4 separate regions of the Homo sapiens genome follow, and regions 1, 2 and 4 are each linked to region 3. A link is an interaction called in ENCODE POLR2A ChIA-PET data of the cell type or tissue named here. Cell type or tissue: CD4-positive, alpha-beta T cell. All regions are shown on one strand. Region 1 overlaps PIK3CB (phosphatidylinositol-4,5-bisphosphate 3-kinase catalytic subunit beta). Region 2 overlaps PIK3CB (phosphatidylinositol-4,5-bisphosphate 3-kinase catalytic subunit beta). Region 3 overlaps PIK3CB (phosphatidylinositol-4,5-bisphosphate 3-kinase catalytic subunit beta). Region 4 overlaps PIK3CB (phosphatidylinositol-4,5-bisphosphate 3-kinase catalytic subunit beta).

The links. Peaks named below come from ENCODE experiments on the same cell type or tissue, not always from the same donor. Only the 100,000 strongest peaks of a DNase experiment are listed, where the experiment ranks them.
Region 1: POLR2A ChIA-PET joins it to region 3 with 6 read pairs; 7 of 35 experiments call an interaction of 5 or more read pairs at or near these places.
Region 2: POLR2A ChIA-PET joins it to region 3 with 8 read pairs; 10 of 35 experiments call an interaction of 5 or more read pairs at or near these places.
Region 4: POLR2A ChIA-PET joins it to region 3 with 5 read pairs; 2 of 35 experiments call an interaction of 5 or more read pairs at or near these places.

Annotation. Positions count from the first base shown.
Region 1 is chr3:138,724,854-138,729,853 of GRCh38, reverse strand. The region is part of intron 8 of PIK3CB (phosphatidylinositol-4,5-bisphosphate 3-kinase catalytic subunit beta); the gene reads left to right. Among named protein-coding and RNA genes, the nearest start is that of PIK3CB, 110 kb to the left of the region's middle. In CD4-positive, alpha-beta T cell, no CTCF peak of the experiment used is centred here; no DNase peak of the experiment used is centred here.
Region 2 is chr3:138,706,959-138,711,958 of GRCh38, reverse strand. PIK3CB (phosphatidylinositol-4,5-bisphosphate 3-kinase catalytic subunit beta) reads left to right here. Exons shown (of 24, transcript NM_006219.3): 11 at 4,670-4,800. Among named protein-coding and RNA genes, the nearest start is that of FAIM, 100 kb to the right of the region's middle. In CD4-positive, alpha-beta T cell, no CTCF peak of the experiment used is centred here; no DNase peak of the experiment used is centred here.
Region 3 is chr3:138,779,189-138,784,188 of GRCh38, reverse strand. The region is part of intron 2 of PIK3CB (phosphatidylinositol-4,5-bisphosphate 3-kinase catalytic subunit beta); the gene reads left to right. Among named protein-coding and RNA genes, the nearest start is that of PIK3CB, 53 kb to the left of the region's middle. In CD4-positive, alpha-beta T cell, no CTCF peak of the experiment used is centred here; a DNase peak (open chromatin) is centred at 2,968; H3K4me3 peaks cover 594 bases; H3K27ac peaks cover 1,102 bases.
Region 4 is chr3:138,666,725-138,671,724 of GRCh38, reverse strand. All of the region lies in intron 19 of PIK3CB (phosphatidylinositol-4,5-bisphosphate 3-kinase catalytic subunit beta), which reads left to right. Among named protein-coding and RNA genes, the nearest start is that of FAIM, 60 kb to the right of the region's middle. In CD4-positive, alpha-beta T cell, no CTCF peak of the experiment used is centred here; no DNase peak of the experiment used is centred here.

The DNA.
Region 1 (5,000 bases), 54 kb after region 3:
ATACAATATGTATAGCTATATCTATATTATCACATATAAATAAGCAAAAAATATAGAAGATTTATTATAAGAAATTGACTTAAATGATTATGGAGGTGGGCAACTGGAGACCCAAGAGAGCCAGTGGTTGAGTTCCAGTCTGAATCTGAAAGCCTGAGAACCAGGAATGCCAGTGGGTGTAGTTCCTATCTGAAGGCTGGTAGGCTTGACTCAAACCCAGGAAGAGCCAATGTTTCAGTTAGAGTCCCAAGGCAGGGAAAAAAGCCAATGTCCCAGTTACAAGGCAGTCAAGCAGGAAGAATTCTGTCTTACTTGGGGAGGGTCAGTCTTTGTTCTCTTCAGGTATTCAGCTAGTTGGATGAGGCTAGCCTACATCAGGGAGGGCAATCTGCTTTACCCAGTCTACTGATCACAATGTTAATCACATCCAAAATCACCCAGAATAATGTTTGACCAAATATCTCATTAGTAACACCCAGAAAAATGTTTGACCAAATACCAGGGTACCCTGTGACCTAATCAAGTTGACACATAAAATTAACCATTATAGTAGACCTTCTTTTTTTTTTTTTTCTGAGAGAGTCTCACTCTGTCACCCAGGCTGGAGTGCAGTGGCGCAATCTCACCTCACTGCAACCTCCGCCTCCCGGGTTCAAGTGATTCTCATGCCTCAGTGTCCGGTGTAGCTGGAATTATAGGCACCTGCCACCACACCCAGCTAATTTTTGTATTTTTAGTAGAGACAGGGTTTCGCCATGTTGGCCAGCCTGGTCTCAAACTCCTGACCTCAGGTGATCCACCCACCTCAGCCTTCCAAAATGCTGGGATTACAGATGTGAGCTACTATGCCCAGCCTGCCATCTTGATTTTGTTCTTTATCTTAAAGGACAGCATTCATTAAGTCTTTCAACTTTAAATATAATGTAGTTTTTTTCATAGATGCCCCTTATTCAAGAAATTCTCTTCCTAGTTTGCTGAAAATTTTTATCCTTTAAGAAAAAGTTAATCACTTTTTCTGCATTTTTTGAGATGATTTGTATATTTTAATTCATTGGTTTTCTTTTTTTTTTTTTTGAGACGGAGTCTCACTCTGCCACCCAGGCTGGAGTGCAGTGGCTCAATCTCGGCTCACTGCAAGCTCCCCCTCCCGGGTTCATGCCATTCTCCTGCCTCAGCCTCCTGAGTAGCTGGGACTATAGGCACCCGCCACCATGCCTGGCTAATGTTTTGTATTTTTTTTAGTAGAGACGGGGTTTCACCATGTTAGCCAGGATGGTCTCGATCTCCTGACCTCATGATCCACCCGCCTCGGCCTCCCAAAGTGCTGTGATTACAGGCGTGAGCCACTGCGCCTGGCATCCATTGGTTTTCAAAAGTTGAAACCAACCTTACTTTTCTGAAATAATGTTCACTCGGTCAAGATGTGTTAGCCTTTTTATACATTATTAAATTTGACTTATTAATATTTTGTTATGGATTTTATGGTCTATGCTCATAAGGAAAATTGAGGAATATTGGTGTGTTCTTGACTTGTAATGTCTTTCTTTGATTTTGGTATTAGAATAACGTTGGTCATATAATGAGGTGAGAAGCCTTCTCTATTTTCTGAACAAGTTTACGTTCAGAAAATACCAGTTGGACTGGTATTATTTATTGCTTAAATATTTAATTGAACTTACTCCATGCCAGCTGAGCCTTAAGTTTTCTTTATGGGAAGGTTTTTAATTAGAAACTTAATTTATAGCCAGGAGTCGTGGCTCATGCCTACATTCCCAGAACTTTGGGAGGCCGAGGCGGGTGGATCACCTGAGGTCAGGAGTTCGAGACCAGCCTAACCAACAGGCCGAGGCGGGCGGATCTCGAGGTCAGGAGATCGAGACCATCCTGGCTAACACTGAAACCTGGGAGGCGGAGGTTGCAGTGAGCTGAGGTCACACCATTGCACTCCAGCCTGGGCAGCAAGAGCGAAACTCCATCTCAAAAAAACAAAACAAAACAAAACAAAAAAAGAAAGAAATTCAAAATTTATTTAATGGGTATGGTAGACAGATTTTCTGTTTCTTTTGTGTCAATTTTGGTAATTTTTGTCTTTCAGAGAATTTGTTTTGTTGTTGTTTATTGGCATAAAGTTCATAGTAGTCCCTTATGTTAGTTTTCTGTTGCTGGATAACAAAATACCATAAACTTAAAACAACATTTACTTACTAGCTCAGCAATCTAGGTGTACTTTGGCTGCACTCCTTTTTGAAAGCTCTGAAAGAGTCTGCTTCTGAACTGATTCAAGTTGTTGGCCCAGTTCTGTTCCATGTGATTGTAGGCCTGAAGTCTCCAATTCCCTGCTGGCTGTTGGCTGGGGTCTTCTCTCTGTAACTAGAGACAGCTCTCAGATCCTTGCCCTGTGGCCCTGTCTAACTTTTAAGTCTGGAAAATTTCTCACGCATCAAATTTTCTCATTCTTTGACTCTTTTGCTAGGAAGAGCTGAGTGTCTTTTAAGGGTTCAACAAATAAGTCAGTCTCACTGAGGATTCTCTGCCCTCCTTAAAGCTGACAGTATCATATAGTATAACCTAATCACAGGCGTCTAATCCATCGTATTTGCAGTCTGAGAGATCATATAGGACACATGACTCTGTATGAGGTCTATAACAGAAATCTCAAATGTTCAGTGTTGACTCACCACTCTGCCTCCCTGGCACTTGAACATCTTCCATCTCTGTGGGAGTGCTTGGAATTCTGTAGCATATAGCTTCCTGATCAATCTTTCCTTGGCCTTGTAGGGCTTTTTGTTTGTTTTTTGTTTTTTTAAAGACAGTCTTGCTCCGTCACCCAGGTTGGAGTGGAGTGGATAAACACGGCTCACTGCAGCCTTGACTTCCTGGGTTCAAGATACCCTCCTGCCTCAGACTCCTGTATATCTGGGACTACAGGCATGCACCACCACACCCAGCTAATTTTTTTTTTTTTTTGACTTTTTATAGAGACGAGATTTCACTGTGTTGTCCAGGTTGGCCTTGAACTCCTCCGCTCAAGTGATCCTTCTGCCTCAGCCTCCCAAAGTGCTGGGATTTCAGGCATGAGCCACCGAGCCTGGCTAGCCTTGTAGTGTTTTCCTCTTTCATGTGTACATCTTAATTAATATTCAGCAGAAGCCTGAACTCAGTGTTGCCTAAAGTCTAGAAGATGACATTATTTATAGCTGTTTATAGCTCTAGTGGGAAAGGGGTCTTCTAACTCTCAGAGAATGTATGAATTGTACCTCTTTTTCTCCTCTTTTTGTTTCTTTTTTCTCTTCTGCATTGCCCCGGTCTCTGAACAGTATTGTGGCAATAGCAACGGTGGTAGCAGTGGCAGTGGCAGGAGAAGCGGGGACAGGCAGAGCCTAAGACTCAGAGTTGAATGTCCGTTTCAATTATAGGAGTTGTAGATACAAGAGAATGGAGTAAGTCTCCCCTTCCCTCACCCCCCTAGTGTTTAGCATAGTTGCAGGAAGTGTGAGTGAATAAAGCCGCAGCTTTCTGGTTGGATAACAAGTAAAGGGGAACCCCAGCCTACTAAAAAATACTTGGAACATTGCAGAGTGAGATAAGCTCAGGAAAGCAACCTCTTAAAGTTATCTGTGTTTATAAGCTTATTCCTGAGCTGTGCATATGAGGATCTGCTCTTAACAGTCTACATACTTTGAGAACTGAACAGTGGCATATTCCATTAGCCAAGTCTCAAACTGGTTAATGTGTAGTGCACACATGGGACAGATGCAAATAGCCCTGCAAGAAGACTTGAAAACTGAACTGGTATCGGAACTGTAGCTCACAGAAGGCTCATGGAAACTTCCAACTGTTGAACCTAACTAACTATGGTCCCCCAAAACAAAAATATCAACATTCTCCATAGGATATAAACAAGACCCAATGTCTCATAACATAATAGACAAAATATCTGGAATACAATTCAAAATTAGTTGACACATAAAGAATGAGGAAAATCTGAAGTTGTGTGGACAATGATAGTTCAATAGACGTCAGTGACGAGATGACACAGATGTTGGAATTATCTCACAAAGACATTAAAGCAGTTATGAAAATGCTATAACAACTAAGGGCAAATCAGCAGGAGGGACTGGAGAGGGAGAAAGTTTCAGCCATTAAATAGAAGATATAAGGAAGAATCAAATGGAAAATTCAGAACTAAAAAATATAATAACTGAAATTTAAAAATACACTGAATGGACCCAATAGCAGAATGGTGATGAAAAAGGAAAGGATCAGTGAACTTAAAGATTAATCAATACAAATTTTCCAGTTTGAACAACAGAGAGAAAAATGGGAGAAAAATTCGATAGAGCCCCAGGAACCTGTGAGAAAATACTAGAAAGTCTAACATTTGTGCAATCTGACTTTGAGAAAAATAAGAGAAAGAGTACAGTTCAGGAAGACTACTTAAGGAAATAATCACAGGAAACTAGATTATCGGCAAAGTCAGCAAAAGACAGAAACACAAATTCAAGAATCCCAAGAGAAATACAAGTGCAGACATATCCTGTATCACACGTATTAGTCATACATCATAATTCCCCATAGCCTAGTTATATAGGTCTCAGGACTCCTTATCTATTAAAGTATATAACCCAAGGAACTTGTATCTTTAATCTTAAACATTAAAAATATATATATTTAGGGAGTATAAATGCATATTTCTTACATGCATATATTGCATAGAAGTGAAGTCTGGGCATATATTGCATAGAAGTGAAGTCTGGGCTTTTAGTGTATTTATCACCCAAATACTGAACACTGCCCAACAGGTAAATTTTCAAACCTCACACCCACACCCCCTACCCCCACACCTTCCCCGTATTTTCCTCTTTTTATCTTCTTTCAGTGCCTGGAACACTGAATAAATATTTGTGCAATGAATGAATACATTTTAACGTAACTGTCTCTAACATTTTATCCTTAGTTGAAGGTCATGTAGTATTCTTCTCATAAGTCAGAACAAAGCT
Region 2 (5,000 bases), 72 kb after region 3:
TTTTTTTATTTTGTCGAGACAAGGTCTCGCTATACTGCCAAGGCTGGTCTCAAAACTCCTGGCCTCAAGTGATCCTCCCAAAGTGCTAGGATTACAGGCATGAGCCACTGTTACTGACCTGTATTTTAAACGGTTATTTTAACAAGTTAGTATTTTAAACATACTTCCAACAAATAATGTACCATTATTTTGCTAGTAACAAGTTAACTCTAGTATTAACAAATTATTCATTTAGCTCATTAGAGATTGTCTAGTCTCGCTATGGGACATAACTTTTAAGTTTTGTGATGGGTAGCTTTGTCTTTAAATCTTATGCATCTCCATACCATATTTAGGAATGAAATAGACTAAACTTCTTTTTTTTTTTTTTTTTTTTTTTGCGACGGAGTTTCGCTCTTGTTGCCCAGGCTGGAGTGCCATGGTGTGATCTTGGCTCACTGCAACCTCTGCCTCCCAGGTTCAAGCGATTCTCCTGCCTCAGCCTCCCTGCTAGCTGGGATTACAGGCATGTGCCACCACGTCCAGCTAATTTTGTATTTTTAGTAGAGACAGGGTTTCTCCATGTTGGTCAGGCTGGTCTGGAACTCCCGACCTCAGGTGATCCGCCCACCTCGGCCATCCCAAAGTGCTGGGATTACAGGCGTGAGCCACCGCGCCTGGCCGTATTTCTGAATATATTTCTTATTTTAATGAATGTGTGTTGCTTTCAGCATTTTTTGTAGGTTTTTTTTTTCTTTTTTTTTTTGAGAAATTCTCCTAAGGAACAGTGTCTTCTTTATAATAACCTTTGTTGCTCCTAATTGTGCTAACTTTCTTCATGAGTAGAAGGAACATCTCTAATTAGGGAGAAATAGTAAAAACACTTTTTTTTTTTTGAGATGGAGTCTCGCTCTGTCACCTCGGCTGGAGTGCAGTGGTGTGATATGCGCTCACTTCAAGCTCCACCTCCTGGGTTCATGCCATTCTCCTGCCTCAGCCTCCCCAGTAGCTGGGACTACAGGTGTCCACCACCACACCTGGCTAATTTTTTGTATTTTTAATAGAGACGGGGTTTCACAGTGTTAGCCAGGATCGTCTCGATCTCCTGACCTCGTGATCCACCCACCTCAGCCTCCCAGAGTGCTGGGATTACAGGCGTGAGCCACCACTCCCAGCCTAAAACACTTTTTCTTTAGTTGGCTTTAGCCTGAAATTTGAGGTAAATGGAGCACCTTCCACACGCTTTTATTTCTCAAATACTACTCAAAATACCCTCATCAAGTGAGGTAGATGGTTTTATTTCCATTTTTACAGATAAGTGAAGCTCAGAGAAAATAAGTTAGTCTTACATAGCTGTTTCAAACCTAGGATTTGAATGAAAGACTATTCAAATCTTCCCATTGGTCTATACTGCTTTCCCAAATGTTGGAATTTTTAGTGTAAATCTTGCATTATAATAGTGGTTTTCTTTTTCTTTTTTCCTGTCTTTATAGTTTGTTGATATATCTAGTGAAGTTGTAAACTAATTTGAATTTGAATTTTTTAATTCATGGCTTTGTAAGTGACATTTCAAAATGTTCATGTACTAGCAGTTGTCACCTGAAAAATTACTTTTGGATAATCATTTACTGACATATCTATAAACTCTTTGCAATCTAATAGTGTGTGTGTGTGTGTCCTTCTATTCCTATCCTCTCCAGCATGTACCTCTAACAGTTTTCACTAATTATGTTATTCCCCAAATGTAGGAGAACTGTGTATATTTGACGTATTTCTTTTTGTTTGTTTGTTTGTTTGACTCAGGGCCTCACCCTGTCACCCAGGCTGGAGTGTAGTGACTTGAACACAGCTCACTGTAGCCTTGCCCTCCTGGGCTCAGCCTCCCTCCTCAGCCCCCCAAGTAGCTGGTACTATAGGCATACGCCACCACACCCGGCTTTTTTTTTTTTTTTTTTTGTATTTTTTGTAGAGACAGGGTTTCGCCATGTTGCCCAAGCTGGTCTCGAACTCCTGGGCTCAAGTGATTTTCACCTCCTCAGCCTCCCAAAGTGCTAGGATTATAGGCATGAGCCACAGCTCCCAGCCTATTTGACATATTTCTTAGGAGGAACTAAACTTTCACAATACAATAAAATATAGCAGCAAAATACTGTACTTTCTTGAGAATCTTAATTTAGACTCACACATGTTCTCCAGAATCACCAACCAACTTGACTAGTATTTTTAGTAAAAATTACAATTTTTGGTGGTGTTAACTTGGCATAATACTATGAACCTGACTTCCTCTCTGAGAAAATGTATGATAAAAAATAATAAATGAACACATTAGTTCTGCATGTGTCAGCTCTAGAATTGTTACATTTAACCCAGTAGGGGCAAACAAGAAGCAAAGAAACTACAAATAATCTACCATCCAGAGTCCCTAGGTCATCATTACAAGGTATACAATCACGTTTATTATTTTTTTTCCTAACTTTCCATAATTTTTTTATGTGGACTAGGAAATACAAATGTCGATTCCTGTTTTTCCCCCTATACTTACACAAAATGACACATTCTGTGTAATGTTCTGCTTCTTGCTTTATTCACCATATCTACATATCTACATATCACCATATCTTCTCTACGTATCTATGTAGAGAACTGTTTTTCCCCCCATGCCTGGACTGTTAGATTTTTTTTTTTAAGCAGAATTGTGTTCTGATAGTTCAAACAGTGCTGCTATAATGAATAACCATGCTTATGTACAGTGTATATCTGAGATAAATTCCTTAGAGGTGGGTTTATTGATTCAAAGAATAGATAAATTTATAATTCTTATCATTACAAATTGTTCCTCAATAGCGTGTATCAATTTTTGCTCTCCATGTGTAGTATATATGAATGCCTTTTTTTTTTGCCACATATGGTGGTTCACATGTATAATCCCAATGCTTTGGGAGACTGAGGCAGGAGGATCACTTGAGTCCAGGAGATTGAGACCAGCCTGGACAACATAGTGAGACTCTGTCTCCCTATACACACAGAAAAAGAGTGCCTTTTTTTCTGATCACTTTTGAACAAGGCTAAAGGATTACCTCTATGTATGGGGCTAATAAGTACTAAAATACTAAATTTGATTTCAGTTAGGTTGCATTTGATAGGACAAAAGTAAAATAGTACTAGAGAGCAGAAGTATGAAACTGTAAATTGCTGAGAAATCAGCTCTAGAGTTGTATAAATTATTAGAATTGAGCCAGGTGCAGTGGTGTGTGTGTGCCTGTAGTCCCAGTTACTCAGGTGCTTGAGGCAGGAGGATCGTTTGGGGCTAGGAGTTTGTATCCAGCCTGGGCAATGTGGCAAGACCCCGTCTCTAAAAAAACAGGAAGATTAAAAAAAAAAAAAAAGAGTTGCCTCCATCCAGGTGAAAATTGAGTTTGGGCTGGGTGTGATTGCTCACACCTGTAATTCCAGCACTTTTGGAGGCTGAGTTGGGTGGATCTCTTGAGCTCAGGAGTTCAAGACCAGCCTGGGTAACATGGTGAAACCCTGTCTCTACCAAAAATTAAAAAATTAGCTGGGCATGGTGGCATGCGCCTGTGGTCCCAGCTACTCAGGAGGCTAAGGTGGGAGGATCACTTGAGCCTGGGAGGTGGAGGTTGCAGTGAGCCAAGATCATGCCACTGCACCCCAACCTGGGTGACAGAAACCCTGTCTCAAAAAAAAAAAAAAAAAAAGAAAAAGAAAAAATTGAGTCCGTGAGGTGAGAAAATATTTAAAAAGATGAACGAAGAATTAAGGAACGAAAACTTGTAAAGATTTTCCAGCTTTAGGAAATAATTCTGAGTGTGCATACTTTATGGACATTAGACCTAATTAGAGTAGAGCTGATATTTTTTTTCCTTAGGAGATACAGAAAGAACAACTGTACTACAGTCAGTATAAGAAAAGAAAAATTACTTTGGAGAGAGAGGATCTTAGATTGTACACCTAACTCTATTTTCTCATCATGAGTTTCTTATCTGTGAAATAAAAAAATTATATGATGCGAACTCCAGAGTTTTCTAACTACACTGAAATTCTAAAATCACACACACAGTTCTGTGAATTGACCATATTTAGCGTGGTGGAAAAGGAAAAGGAAGGAGTACCTTGAAGAAAGAAGCAGTTGGTGAGGTAAAAGGAGCGCCACTTAATGGAGTATTCCAGAGGCTACCAGAGAAGGTATTTTCTGTCAGCAGTTGCAGGATAATAAAGAGCATTATCGTTAGATTTGATAAGAAGAATGTCATTGATGACTTAAAATACCAATTTGGTTATTGTGACAACCATGAAAACCAGATTACATGTGATTAAGAAGTCCATATGTAGTGATGAGATTATAGTTTCTATGGGCCACCTAATTTTGATGGAGAGAGAGCAGTTCCAATTAAAGTCTTTTCAAGATTGAGAACTAAATTTGAATTAAGAGGTAAAGTAGTCATTCAGTTTTGTTAACTTTCTCATTTTTAAAACATGTATGCAAACTCACACTGAAATTTTGTTCCAAGCATTAACAGAAAATTAGAGGATTACTGATAGAATTGTCTGTCACACTTCTGTAGTTGACATACTTCTAAGGTGATTTTCATGGGAGGAGATCCATTACAGCTTTTTTAAAGCCTAGTTTTAAAGACATTTTTTAAGAACCAAAATTATTTGCATGTTTTAGATGAACTCGAAGAAATGTTGAATCCAATGGGAACTGTTCAAACAAATCCATATACTGAAAATGCAACAGCTTTGCATGTTAAATTTCCAGAGAATAAAAAACAACCTTATTATTACCCTCCCTTCGATAAGGTAAGCTAATTATTTAAAGGACCTCTATGCATGAAATGATTGAATGATCAGTTCCTCTATGTATAGTTTAAGCTCTATCTGTCTCTTTCAAAACTTCCCATACAGTGACAGCTTTGTTGAGTGGGAAGACCATGGATCAGGGAGCCTTCTTAACTCTGTTAGTTTTGGTTTTATCACTGACTAAGTAAGAAAAGGTACCT
Region 3 (5,000 bases):
GTCTCAAACTCCTGACCTCAGGTGATCCACTTGTCTTCCAAAGTGTTGGGATTACAGGCGTGAGCCACTGTGCCTGGCCCGGATAAGCATTTTCGTAGAATATTATACCTAGTAATGCAATTTTTGATGCTAAACTCCCTTTGGAAGAGGTTAAATCAGTTTATTCTCCCATAAGCAACGATCTATGAAATGGCATCTCAGTGTGGTTTTAATTTACATTTTCTTGGTGACCAATGAGGTTGAACATTTTCCCCCATATGTTTATGGGTTATTTGGGCTTTTGGGAAACTAATTATTATCCCAATTTTTTTTGTTGGATTCATGTTCTTTATATGTTCTTTTTCACACTGTAACTTTCAAAAGTTGTTTATTTTATCATTTTTTATTTATCTGTTTGACATTCTTCATTGAATCTCTTGTTCTTTTGCATGAAGAACAGCACCTTAATTTGACCTACCAGCCTCCCCAGTACCATTCTGCCCCTGTACTCTGCTTGTTGAATTCCATAAATGCTTAAGGTTTCTCAGGTCTTTGCATATAGTCTTTCTTTCCTTGCCTGCCTAGCTAATTTCCTGTCTTACATTGTCTCTGTTAAAATATCACCCTCATGGGCCATGGTGGCTCATGCCTCTATTCCCAGCACTTTGGGAGACCAAGGCCGGGGGATGGGGATCACTTGAACTCAGGAGTTTGAGACCAGCCTGCGCAACATAGTGAGATCTTGTCTCTACAAAAAATGAAAAAATTAGCTGGGTGCCATGCACCTGTAATCCCAGCTACTTGAGAGGCTGAGATAGGAGGATCATTTGAGCTCCAGAGGTTGACGATGCAGTGAACTATGATTACACTACTGCATTCCAGCCTGGGTGGCAGAGTGGGACTCTGTCCCAAAAAAAATTAAAAAAAAAAAAATCACCCTCTTTATCTGCCTCAAATTAACATGTTTTAACCTCTACATTTGTTTATGAAAATAAAATAATTCTCATCAGAAGATTACAGAGGAAGAGGAGAGCTGTCGATATGTTCATTTCTGCCAGGGGATTTTAAAATGCATTGTGCAGAGTAATGAACAAGGATAAAAGTTGTTGAGCTTCAGCAGGAGTGAATGATTTGCTGGTGTCATAATGGTAGCCTCATTAATGATATCCCCCACTGCTCTTCATAATTCTGTTTTCTGTTTGGATGAAGGGTGATAAGGAAAACAGTGATATTGGACTGACTGAGGGAGGATATGTGGGTTTTAATCATGGCCTTGCAGCTACTTAGATTATGTGTTTGACTAAATTAGTGAAGGCTAAATTGCTGTCAACAGACCAAAAATGAATAATGGTCCAAACTTAATAGACATTTATTTCTCACTCGTGGAACAGTTAAGTTGGATGGCCCTCTTTGGTAGGTGGTTCTCTTTCAAATGGTTTCTTCCATCTTGTGACTCTGTCATCCTCTATTCCACTATGACCAGTGGAAGAGGAAAGAGAAGGTGTAAGTGTCACACCAACTTTCTTAAATTAAGCCCTGACCTGAAGTGACACAGGTCATTTCCACTGAACATTCCACTGGAAAGAACTTAGTACATGGCCACTTCTAATTGCACAGGAAGTTGGAATGTGTATCCGCTAAGTGCCCAGCCACAATCCTGTAACTGTGGAAGAAAAAAATTAGTCTCTGCCATAGTGACCTTGGTATAGTTGTCATATTTCTGTAGGTCTCAATTTCTAAGGTATAAGAAAAGGGATCTATACTCAGGAGATTTATCACACACACACCCTTCTTCCTTAGTGATTAAATTTAAAAGGCACAAGCAAAGTGTTTCCATCGTTTCTTCATTCGCCTTGTTCCAATTCAATTTTGAAGGATTATGAGATGCTAAAGGTAGTATTAATCATTGTCTTCTCCTTCTTATCACACCCAAGGTCTTCACAGCTCTGTGGCTTTATCCAGGCCCGAGTACAAACTGCATCATGGCCTTATAGCAAATGGAAGCTTATAATGTGAGATGAAATAATTCTGAAGTTTTAGTTGTAGGCAAATGTATTGGTATGATACTAGTTGCTTTTGAAATATAACTTGTTTAAATAGTCTACATTTTCTCTGGAAAATAAGAATTTTAAATATATTTTAAAACATCTAACAAAGTTGGCTAGAGCTTGAGTCAATTGATTCATAAATTTGGTCTGTGTTAGCAATTTAGTGCAAGGAAATTGTCTTGATAGTTTTGTAACCAAAGTTGGGTAATAGGAATTGTTTTTTAAAACTTTAATTTTTTTGAGACAGTGTCTCGCTCTTTCACCCAGGCTAGAGTACAGTGGCATTAACGTGGCCTTCTGTAGCCTCGACTGCCTGGCGTCAAGTGATCCTCTTTTACTTCAGCCTCCCAAGTAGCTGGGACCCTAAGTGTGCACCCCCTCACCTGGCTAATTAAAAAAATTTTTTGGGCCGGGCACGGTGGCACACGCCTGTAATCCCAGCACTTTGCGAGGCCGAGGCGGGCAGATCACCTGAGGTCAGGAGTTCGAGAGCAGCCTGGCCAACATGACAAACCCAGTCTCTACTAAAAAATACAAAAAAATTAGCCAGGCGTGGTGGTGGGCACCTGTAATCCCAGCTGCTCGGGAGTCTGAGGCAAGAGAATCACCTGAACCCGGGAGTCGGAGTTTGCAGTGAGCCAAGATTGCACCACTGCACTCCAGCCTGGGTGACAGAGTGGGACTCCATCTCAAAAAAAAAAAAAATTTCTGTAGAGATGGGGGTCTCACTATGTTGTCCAGGCTGGCTTCAAACTCCTGGGCTCAAGCCGCCCTCCTACCTCCATCTCCTAAAGTGCTAAGATTACAGCTATGAGCCACCATGCCTAGCCAGAAGTTTCATTTTCGTTTTTTGTTGTTTTTTTTTTTTTTGAGATAAGATCTCAGTCTGTCACCCAGGCTAGAGTGCAGTGCCAAGATCTTGGCTTACTATGGCCTCAACCTACTGGGCTCGAGCAATTCTCTCACCTCAACATCCTGAGTAGCTGGGGCTGCAGGTGAGCACCACCATGCCTGGCTAATTTTGTTTATTTTTTTGTAGAGATGAGGTCACACTGTGTTGCTTAGGTTGGCCTTGAGCTCCTGGGCTGAAGCGATTCTCCTGCCTTGGCCTCCCAGAGTGCTGGGATTACAGGCACGAGCCCAGAAGTTTCATTTTTATGTAAAGACTTAATTTTTAGCTGGAGCATTGTGGGTCATGCTTGTAACATCAGCACTTTGGGAAGCTGAGGCGGGAGGATTGCTTGAGGCCAGGAATTTTAGATCAGGCTGGGCAACATAGCGATACCCTGTCTCTACAAAAAAACAAAACAAAAAAACCCCACAAAATTAGTCAGGTGAAGTGGTGTATGCTTGTAGTCTCAGCTACTTAGGAGGCTGAGACAGGAGGATGGCTTGATCCCAGGAGGTAGAGGCTATAGTGAGCTAAGATGGCGCCACTGTATTCCAGCCTGCATGACAGTGAGAGACACTCAGAAAAAAGTCTCAGAGAAAAAAAGAAAAAAGACATAATTTTAAAAACATTTAGCCCACACTGCTTTCTTTTTGGAAATGATAGTAACATTCACAACTAAAGTAAGTTAATTATAGTTTAAGGGCTGGGCACAGTGGCTCACACCTGTAATCCTAGCACTTTGGGAGGCCAAGGTGGGCAGATCACGAGGTCAAGAGATCGAAACCATTGTGGCCAAAATGGTGAAACCCCATCTGTACTAAAAATACAAAAATTAGCTGGGCATGGTGGTACACACCTGTAATCCCAGCTACTTGGGAGGCTGAGGCAGGAGAATCACTTGAACCCTGGAGGCGGAGGTTGCAGTGAGCCGAGATTGCACCACTGCACTCCAGCCTGGCAACAGAGCAAGACGCCGTCTCAAAAAAACAAAAAAAACAAAAAAACAAAAGTTAGTTTTCTGGTGGGCTCACACATGTAATCCTAACACTTTGGAAGCCAAGGTGGGTGGATCACTTGAGGTCGGGAGTTCGAGACCAGTCTGGCCAACATTAGCAAAACTCTGTCTCTACTAAAAATACCAAAAATTAGCCGGGTGTGGTGATGTGTGCCTGTAATCTCAGCTACTTGGAAGGCTGAGGCAGGAGAATTGTTTGAACCTGGGAGGTAGAAGTTGCAGTGAGCTGAGGTCTCGCCACTGCACTCCAGCCTGGGCAACAGAGCGAGACTCTGTCTCAAAAGAAAAAAAAAAGTTCTCAGTGCCATTTAAATTTCAGTAGAACTTGGACCTGCATAATTCTAATTTTAGAGATTAACTTGTTTGCTGATATACTAAAGTTATCTGTATATTAGAAGAAAATATTTCTCATAAGAAATGCCCTTGGGCCAGGCATGGTGGCTCACACCTGTAATCCTAGCACTTTGGGAGGCCGAAGCAGGAGGATTGCTTGAGCTAGGGTTTCAAGACAGCCTGGGCAACAAAGCAAGACACTGTCTCTATTAAAAAAAAAAAAAATTTGGCCAGGTGCAGCGATTTCATGCTTGTAATCCCAGCCCTTTGGGAGGCTAAGGCAGATGGATCACTTGAGTTCAGGAGTTCGAGACCAGCCTGGGCAACATGGCAAAACCCCACGTCTACCAAAAATACAAAAAATTAGCCAGGCATGGTGGCATGCACCTGTGGTCCCAACTACTCGGGAGGCTTGATGTGGGAGGATTGCTTGAGCCCAGGAGGTAGATGTTGCAGTGAGCCAAGATCGTGCCACTGTACTCCATCCTGGGTGACAGAGTGACAGCCTGTCTCAAAAAAAAAAAAAAAAAAAAGAAGGCCGGGCGTGGTGGCTCACGCCTGTAATCCCAGCATTTTGGGAGGCTGAGGTGGGCAGATCATGAGGTCAGGAGATCAAGACCATCCTGGCTAACACGGTGAAACCCTGTCTCTACTAAAAATACAAAAAAATTAGCCGGGCATGGTGGTGGGTACCTGTAGTCTCAGCTACTCGGGAAGCTGAGGCAGGAGAATG
Region 4 (5,000 bases), 110 kb after region 3:
GTAAAATTGCTTTGCTAAGAATCCTTTGTTCAAGTGTTCAGTTTCCTTAGGATTTTGAGTGTTATTCCTAACAGTTCTTTGTCGGGTCCAGATCCTACCTCATGGGCCTAAGTCCGTGACTGTTTTTGGTGGGCATTGAAATGTCAGCCAAGTCTAACTTCCTGAGCCACTGCTGTGAGAAATCTCTATTTTTGGAACCTAGAGGTCTTTTTTTCTTTCTTTTTTAACCACACCTATTTATAAAACCTTTGGACTTCATCATTTTTTTAATGTGATTTAGTATCTGCAACAACCTTAGTCTACAAGGTTGCTGGAAACGGTTAGACGTGTGATCGACTTTGTTCCTGCAAGATTATAATATCTCCTGATTAATTTCTTAAGTTTCAGTTATAGTCTGTTATTATGAAACATATGTGTATATATATTTTTAAAACTTGCAACCCTTGCTGTTTATTGACTGAACCAGGCATTGTATTAAGTTCTTCTCGTAAGTAATATCGTATAGGCTTACATATCTATGGGGCTATGTTATTTCTTTTTAACACATTAAAAATTAAAATGCTAGAGGTTTTAAACAAAGGTTACAGAAATATTAAATGGCAGAGCTAAATTCAAATCCAGGACTGTCAGACTCTAAATTAATGCCTGTTTATTATTTTACCAGTCTGGCTAAGTGAGAAAATAATGTGGTAAGACATGTCTAGTACTACTCTTTGTTTATCAGAGTATAATGGTGCCTAAAATACCTAAATTTCCTTTTTTTTAAAAAAAGAAATAATTTTTTATTTTTAGGTTTTTCCAAGTTACACTTTCCAGTAGTGTAAAGGTAGAAAGAGCAATTTGGGATTGTAGCTGTGATTAGAATAAAGAAAAGAGATCATAATTCATCTAAAAAGGACACTGTGGCTACTACAGGTGACAGATTTTTTTCTTTTAAATTAGGAGGAATTTCTAATGCAGCTGTGTAAAAATAGAATTAGTAGCTTTGAATAGGTAGCTAGTTTTTCAAACACTCATAAGGTATACTGCATAGATAAGAGGAATAGGTCATTAGAATAAACTGTCTGCTTGAGGACCATAAACCCAGTTGGACCTGGGCTACCTGTTTTTGTAAATGAAATTTTATTGGCACACAGCCACTTGGTTACATATTATGTATGGCTGCTTTTGTGCTGCAACTGCAGAGTTGAGTGTTTAGTCTGTAGTGCCTAAAATATTTATTATCTGGCTCATTCTGGGAAGAGTTTACCAACTCCTCCTATATAAAGTAAGCCCCCAGGAATATGTTTTTACTTGACTGATCCCACAAAAAAGGAGGGAAACTTTAAGCTGAAGTTTAGTAACTCATTTGTTCTTTCCAAGGTTAGCACAGAAGCTACACAGTGGTCTCCTTTGCTAATTAGTAGATTCAGGCCATATCATGAGCTTCATTTAGTTATGAAAAGCTAAGCTAAAGACTGTTTCCTGGCATTCTTAGTTCCATCAGCCTAATTGAAAACCCCAACCAAGTTATTCTCTCTTAGTTTTGATTTTATTTATCTAAATGTAAAGCACATTTAGCATCAAATGAAGTTCATTGTGACCTCAGACAATGGGAGGCACCCACATGTGGGAGTGCTGGAAATAAACCTAGTGTCTAGCTGATGGGAAGCATTGTGCGAAGAAAAAGGAACTTGTCTGTCCAGTGAGATCTTTGCTGACTTTTTGTACTTTGACCCCATGTTTTTAAAAAATGAAGGACTTTAATTTTTTTTTAAGTTCATTTCCAAACTGGTACCTTTTTCTCACCAAACCTTTTTTACTGTTTCTATAAATATATGTGCTCCAATGTTTCTATTTTGTTTGTTTTTTCTTTCGGCCAGCTGTTTAGGTTAAAGTGGGTCATGTAGCACACACTCTTTTAAGGTCAATCCCAAATCTTGAGGTACCTTCTGTACATTACTGTTTTAGTACTTGTAACAGTGCCATGTTTGCATGAATGAAAATACATAATGCTCATTTTCATTTTTCTATGACGTTCCAAAATACTCTTTTGATACCTTTCATGTCAGCTTAGATCATTTATAAGACATTGATGTGTTAGGACTCCCTGACCTCCTTTGGTGAAGAAGTAATAAGCAAATCTTATAGGCTGGCTACATATAAACCTATCTGGCCGTGGGTAGATTTGCCAGTCCTCTGCACACCCCCACTCTACCCCAACAAATACATGTGAAATCAATTTTTTGACAGTTGCCTCCATTAAGACTTCATATCTGAATTACACTAATGGAGTTTACATTTTACATCCCCCCCCCCTTTTTTTTTTTTTTTTTTTGAAACAGGGTCTCACTGTATCACCCCAGCTGGAGTGCAGTAGCACAATCATGGTTCACCGCAACCTCAACTCCTTGGGCTCAGGTGATCTTCCATCTCAGCCTCCTGAGTAGCTGCCACAGGCACCTGTCATCACACCTGGCTAATTTTTTTACTTTTTGTAGAGACAAAGTTTCACCATGTTGCCCAGGCTGGTCTTAAACTCCTTGACTCAAGCAGTCCGCCCACCTTGGCCTCCCAAAGTGCTAGGATTACAGGCGTGAGCCACCGCACCTGGCCTACTTCCCTTTTAAGAGACCTATACAAAAGTTATTTAATGATAGTGGTGTCAGCATCTCAGAGGGTTGGAGGAAGAAGGTGGAAATAATGCAAGCATTAGGTAAAAGATTTAAACTTTTCTCCTTTGGAAGCCATGGCTAAGGTACTACTCAGACTTTGGTCATTGTGTCAGAGTCAGAATCAGAGATAAGAAAGATAAATACCACATAATATCACTCATAAGTAGAAGCTAAATAATATATACACATAGAAGCAGGGTGTGGGTTGATGGGTAGTGGGGACTTAGAGGGATGGCATGGGTGGTTGATGGCAGGTTGCTTGGTGAGTACAATGTGTGTTGCTACAGTGATGGATGCACTGAAGGCCCTGACTTCACCACAGTGCAATATATCAATGTAGCAAAATTGTACTTCTACCCCATGAATATATACAAGTTGTAAAACAAATTTTTAAAGCCAGATAACTTGCTATATACCTGTTTAGAGTAAGGATATGGAGCTGCCATCCCCGTGTTGTAGAATTTATTTCATTTTTAAATGTTTGATTTAGTGTGAAAGGTAACAGATTGCTACTTCAGTCAGAGAGTCTGAGAAAGGAGGGTAAACATTACTGAAATTGTAGTCTTGGCCTTTGTAAGAAGTGTAGAAGTTGAGTGCAGAGGGTACCTAGGTGAGATGATTAGGGCTCCAAGAGTTTGTCCCCAGCTTGACTTCTGTCAAACTCTCTGAGAAGGATGTTTTTTCCTTCTCATTGTGAACATTCTACCCTCAAGGCACTGAAAGCTTTCATCGTTGCCTGCTTTTGAAAAGGAAGTTATTGGACTTCTGCCTACCTTGGCTGCAACTGGAGTGAGAGGAGATGCAGGAAAGTGAGAAAGTGCACTTTAACCTGGCAGTGTTTGCTTTACATGTGTTATGTCATGATAAGAATAAGGGGTCTCATTAAAAACATTAATGCTGCATTAGGAGAATGCTTCATTCTCTTATTTTGTATTTTGACAGTTCTGCCCCCAACCTCATTTTGCTAGAACTAGAAAAGTGCTTTTATTATTATTTTTTTCTGAGATGGAGTTTTGCTCTTATTGCCCAGGCTGGAGTGCAATGGTGCAATCTCAGCTCGCTGTAACCTCCGCCTCCTGGGTTCAAGCAATTCTCCTGCCTCAGCCTCCTGAGTAGCTGGGATTACAGGTGCCTGCCACCATGCCTGGCTAATTTTTTGTATTTTTAGTAGACACAGGGTTTCAGCTTGTTGGCCAGGCTGGTCTCGAACCCCTGATCTCAGGTGATCCACCTGCCTCGGCCACCCAAAGTGCTGGGATTACAGGCATGAGCCACCGTGCCCGGATGAAAAGTGCTTTTAAAAAAGCATACCCCGTCTCTACTAAAAATACAAAAAAAAAAATTAGCCAGACATGGTGGCAGGCGCCTGTAGTCCCAGCTACTCGGGAGGCTGAGGCAGGATAATGACGTGAACCCGGGAGGTGGAGCTTGCAGTGAGCCGAGATTGCGCCACTGCACTCCAGCCTGGGCGACAGAGCGAGACTCTGTCTCAAAAAATAAATAAATAAATAAAATAAAAATAAATAAAAAAGCATAAAATAATTCAATTTTTTTGAAGGACTTTTAGAAACTGTTTAATTTTAGAAACTATCTGATTGTGATACATGCTAACACACTCATATACTCCCTCCTCCCCACAACACACACACAGCCTCTCTTTGTCGCTCATAAAGTCCTTCGGAAGCTTTCTCAGTGCTTTTAGGAGTATGACAGAAGTCCTTACATGGCCAACAGGAACCTGCATGGTCTTTTCACCACTTACTGTGTCTTCCTCATCTTTCTGTTGTGCTCCCCCTTGTGCTCTCCTCCAGCCCTGCTGTCATTCCTCCACATGGAAGTCTTTTTTTTTTTTTTTTTTTTTTTGAGACAGAGTCTCGCTCTGTCGCCAGGCTGGAGTGCAGTGGCGCAATCTCGGCTTACTGCAACCTCCGCCTCCTGGGTTCAAGCGATTCTCCTGCCTCAGCCCCCCAAGTAGCTGGGACTATAGGAGCACACCACCACGTCCAGCTAATTTTTGTATTTTTAGTAGAGACAGGGTTTCACCATGTTGGCCAGATCTGCTGACCTGGTCGTGATCTCCTGACCTTGTGATCCACCCACGTTGGTCTCCCAAAGTGCTGGGATTACAGGTGTGAGCCACCGCACCCGGCCAGGAAGTCTTTTTTGACTCCTGCCATGTTCTCCTGGCACTTCTTCCTTATACAGAGATCACACATGCACATTGTACATTTGCTCAGTGAGTGTAGGGACTGCTGCTCTGGTTTTCTTGTTTGTTTGTTGCTTATTTCTGTATCACCAGGATCTAACACAATGCTTGGTTAGCTGTACCCGAGTATTTACTGAGTG